Regions from separate parts of the Homo sapiens genome. Here region 2 is linked to region 1. Evidence: read pairs that join two places in POLR2A ChIA-PET (ENCODE). Cell type or tissue: Panc1. All regions are shown on one strand.

Region 1 (2,500 bases):
CAGGCTGGTCTCGAACTCCTGACCTCAAGTGATCTGTCTGCCTCAGCCTCTGAGTGCCCTGTTTTTAAATATGAGAAGATAGCCAAGTATCAACAGAAATTTAAGAAAGCATTTATTATGAAAGACAGACCAAAACAAACTAAAAGAAAAAAGTAACTTAGAAGAATAAAGAGGCTTACAGATAAAGACATAAGTTTTAAAAAGGAGCATTAAAAAAGAGAGATAAGACATAACCTTTACAGACACTAAAAATTAATATAATAAAATTCTGTATATTTTAGGTGAATTTCTCTGGTTTGAGGTTACAACTTATGAAGCTGGTTAACTGATGTTCTCTGTCAGAAAATGCCTTCTAACATAAGTATTTATATTTTCTAGTTTCTGTATTGTTTCATACATTAAATGAGTCAATAATACCAATTTAAAAAAGAATATTCAGAGAACAAAAAAGAACTCTAGAAACACATATATTTTGATAGCAGAACCAAACAACTCAACACAAAGACAAAATTGAAGAAAGCTTTCAGAACGAAAAAGGCAAGGATAGAAAACAGGAGAGCAGGCTGAGTGTGGTGGCTCACACCTGTAATTCCAGCACTTTGGGAGGCTGAGGTGGGTGGATTCCTTGAGCTCAGGAGTTTGAGATTAGCCTGGGAAACATGGTGAAACCCCATCTCTACAAAAATACAAAATTAACAAGTCATGGTGGTGCATGCCTGTGGTCCCAGCTACTCTGGAGGCTGAGGTGAGAGGATTGCCTGAGTCCACAAAATCAATGCTGCAGTGAGCCGAGATCATGCGACTGCACTCCAGCCTGGGCGACAGAGGGAGACCCTGTCTCAAAAAAAAAAAAAAAAAAAAAAAGGAGAGTAAAGGCACAAAAACTTATAGTCCAAGAATAGTCCAAGAGTTCTAGTGTCTAACTAATAGAAGTTCTAGAAAGGTAGAACAGAGAGAACAGAGGGGAGGATGGCATCAATAAATTAATTCAAGAAAATTTCGTAGATGGAAAGTGTCTAGGCCAGGAGCGATGGCTCACCTGTAATCCCAGCACTTTGGGAGGCTGAGGCGGGCGGATCACCTGAAGTCGGGAGTTCGAGACCAGCCTGACCAACATGGAGAAACCCCATCTCTACCGAAAACACAAAATTAGCCAGACGTGGTGGTGCCTGCCTGTAATCCCAGCTACTCAGGAGGCTGAGGCAGGAGAATCACTTGAACCCGGGAGATTGCGCCATTGCACTCCAGCCTCAACAAGAGCGAAACCCTGTCTCAAAAAAAAAAAAAAAAAAAAAAAAAGGGTGTAGCAAATGCCCAAGTCACATCATTAGTGCATTTACAGAATATCAAAGATAAAGAAAAGCGAAAAGCTTCCAGAGGTTAAACAAGTCATTATACAAAGGGTCAAATCAGAATAGGAAAAAAAATCAGAATAAATCAAATTCAAAAGGAACCCTGGAGGGTAGGAGACAACTTAGCAGGGCCTTTAAAATTTTCAGGGAAACAATTCCTGAAACAAACTAAAAAATATTTGCTTTCTTAAGAAACTAAGGAAAATATGGCTTCATCAAAATGACAGAGAAAACCAAGAAAGGGGATGACATGGGATATAGCAAGCAAGAAACAGCTGAAGGGAGTCCCCTGAGTGACAGTGAAGGAAGATCCCAAGACAATAGCTCTTTAACAGGTCTGGAGAGTGACTAGTCCAGGGTCCAGGCTAGAGCAGGTCACAAAGCTCAGGAAGAGATTTTCTTTTAAAAAGATAAAATTCATAGAATACCTAGTGTGTTTATATGGAAAGGAGATTTATACAATTAGAGGGAGATTTTGGGGTCAAATTCATGAGAAGCACAGAAAATCTAAGCAAATGACAAAAATCCAAGTACTGACATCAAGAAAAATTAAAGGTAGTACTGGAAGAAAAAAGTAGTCATAGTATAACTCATGGCTTCATTGCAAGTAGTGCTGATATGGTCATAACAATGAAAGCACATGCTAACACCCAATATAATTTACCTGGGAGGATGGGGGAACAAGAGTATGTATATCTGGATAGTCAGGCACGAAATGTTGAGAAACAACAAAACTGTCATTTTCCGTAGTGGAAAGTGGATAAATAATGCTAAAATGGAAACATTACGACATAGCCACATTTTGCTTTTTAGAAATACCAAGATGAATACCAAATAAATAAGCTAAAAAGGATTGAAAATAGTTTTCTCTGGGGAGTAGAAAATAGGGGGACAGGGAGTGGTGCTCTTCATTAGAAACTAGATAGACTGTGTTTTTTGTTTTTTTTTTGAGATGGTTTCGCTCTTGTTGCCCAGGCTGGAGTGCAATGGCATGATCTTGGCTCACTGCAATCTCCACCTCCTGGGTTCAAGCAATTCTCCTGCCTCAGCCTCCTGAGTAGCTGGGATTACAGGCATGCACCACCATGCCCGGCTAATTTTTGTATTTTTAACTGGAGATGGGGTTTCTCCATGTTGTTCAGGCTGGT
Region 2 (2,500 bases), 120 kb before region 1:
CTGGGTGACAGTGCGAGACTCCGTCTCTAAATAAATAAAATAGGGCCAGGCGCGGTGGCTCACGCCTGTAATCCCAGCACTTTGGGAGGCCGAGGCGGGCAGATCACCTGAGGTTGGGAGTTCAAGACTAGCCTGACCAACATGGAGAAACCCCGTTTCTACTAAAAATACAAAATTAGCCGGGTGTGGTGGCACATGCTTGTAATCCCAGCTACTTGGCAGGAGAATCGCTTGAACCCTGGAGGCAGAGGTTGCAGTGAGCCGAGATCGCGCCATTGCACTCCAACCTGGGCAACAAGAGCGAAACTCCCTCTAAAAAAAAAATTAATTAATTAAAGGAATTAAAAAAAATAAAGCCTTGATCCCACACCTGGGTTCCCTGCTGCTCACAGGATAACTCAGATGCCCTTTGCCCTTGTAGAATTGGTGGGAGATTCCAGGAGCAGAGGCACAGCCCCTGGCTGGGGCCCAGCCCTGCCATAAGGGGAACTTTAACCGAGATACCTGCTTCCCTCCTCCATCAGTCCCCTCAACGCCATAGCAACAGAGGCCTTCAAGGTGCACAACTCCTCACCTAGTATGCTAACTGATATTGACTAGACCGATCAGACAAGCAGGCCCTCCTTAGACTCACCTAAAAATATTGGGGTGAGCAGGATGCCATCCAGTTCCCAAAATGATAGCACTCTGGCATCTCCTTTCTTCTTCCCTCACCTTGCACAGAGGAGTAAGTCATGTTTAAGATCTAGTCAATTCCGGTGGTGCCAATAGTAATGGTGCCAATTCAAGTGGTGTCAGATGGTTTCTACCTGTCCTCCCTGACCAGGGCCGGCCTTGGGGCAGCAGGAGAGAAAAAGAGCCCGTTGGCAGGTGCTTGATCCCAGTTGTGACTCCCATAAGGGGGCAAACATCAAAAGTTCTGTCACTCAGAGATGAGGTGATTGCACCACTAAATCCTATTTGCTGTTCCTTCATCCTCAGCTGTCATATCGACTGCTCACCCTTCAATCTCCATGTCCTTGCTCAGGCTGAGAATATTCTATTTTTGTTTTGGAGACAAGATTGCACTCTGTTGTCCAGGCTGGAGTGCAGTGGTGCAATCACGGCTCCCTGCAGCCTCAACTTCCTGGGCTCAAGTCATCCTCCTGCCTCAGGCTCCCTAGTAGCTGGAACTACAGATGCGTGCCAACACACCCAGCTAATTTTTTGGATTTTTAATAGAGATGGGTCTCACTATGTTGCCCAGGCTGGTCTCACTCCTGAGCTCGAATGATCTTCCAGCCTCGGCCTCCCAAAGTGCTAGGATTACAAGTGTAATCTTAAGTCCTGGCCTGAAGCATTATTCCTCTTCATCACCTCCCACCTACTCAAACATACACTTTCCAGAACTTTCCTTCTAGTCAGAATGTTTTCTCCTCCCTTTAAAGGCAGAGTTCGGGAAAGCAGAAACAAAGAGAAATGCTTTGATCTTGACGCATTCTAAAAATGGAATTAAACTTCCAATAGTGATAGCAAACAGTTAGTATTTGCTACTTGCCAGGCTGTTCACATATGTTAATTCATTTAACCCACATAACCACTCTGGGAGGTGGGCACCATTATCACTTCCATTTTAGAGATGAGAAAACAGGCACAAGAAGTGAAGCGACCTGTCCAAGGTCACACAGGCAGAGGCTCAGCTGGGAGTTGACCGCGGCAGCCTGGCACAGAGCCTGTGCTCCTATACTGTGCTAGTAAAGTGTTGCACAGGCATACTCAGGAAGTGGTGTTCATATACATAGCTCGTCTGTAGAGTAGGAGGAAAACAATAGGTGCTGGGGTTTAGGAGACATTTTTCTTGGGAAGAGTCACATTCGTAACGGCGATGTCTGCTGCAGTTCCCACTTTGTGGCTGTTACAGTTGTTTTATGGGTTTTTTAAATCACAGCTGTCAACTGAGAAATGTATGCCAGTCAGATCATTACCCTGATGGAAGAAAACTCCAAGTCCTTCCAGCAGTAATGTGCATCCTATAATATTTCTTCATTTCATATTTATTGACCCACTTGCCTGTGCCCAGTGCTGTAGCAGAGGCTCGGGGGAACATTCTTAGCAGGAAGAGAGCTCACTTCACCATCTTCTTGGGGAGACAACAAGTACATCCATGTAACAATGATACCTTCAGTTGCCAAAGGGAGCATTTCAATTGACCAGCAGCTAATATCTGATGAGGACCCGTGGCTGACCGACATGAAGGTGGGCTCATGATCCCTCTGGTCTCCATGCCCTTCTGAGACGCCCCCCATTGGGTGTGGGTGGGGCCTGTGACTTGCTTCTAACTAACAGAATATGGCAAAGGTGACAGGATGGATGTGACTATGTGTACGTTATATGAAATTGTAATGACAGTTTTGCTAGGATGCCTCCTTCCTTGTTGGCTTACGAGCAAGAAACTGATGCCCTCAGTCCAACAACCTGCTCGTAGCTGAATTCTGCAAACAAGTACACGAGCTTGGAAGAA

Evidence for each region. Peaks named below come from ENCODE experiments on the same cell type or tissue, not always from the same donor. Only the 100,000 strongest peaks of a DNase experiment are listed, where the experiment ranks them.
Region 2: POLR2A ChIA-PET joins it to region 1 with 16 read pairs; 5 of 35 experiments call an interaction of 5 or more read pairs at or near these places.

The regions. Positions count from the first base shown.
Region 1 is chr2:231,739,840-231,742,339 of GRCh38, forward strand. All of the region lies in intron 1 of PDE6D (phosphodiesterase 6D), which reads right to left. Among named protein-coding and RNA genes, the nearest start is that of MIR1244-1, 28 kb to the left of the region's middle. In Panc1, no CTCF peak of the experiment used is centred here; no DNase peak of the experiment used is centred here.
Region 2 is chr2:231,616,001-231,618,500 of GRCh38, forward strand. No RefSeq gene overlaps it. Among named protein-coding and RNA genes, the nearest start is that of TEX44, 24 kb to the left of the region's middle. In Panc1, no CTCF peak of the experiment used is centred here; no DNase peak of the experiment used is centred here; H3K4me3 peaks cover 239 bases; H3K27ac peaks cover 2,197 bases.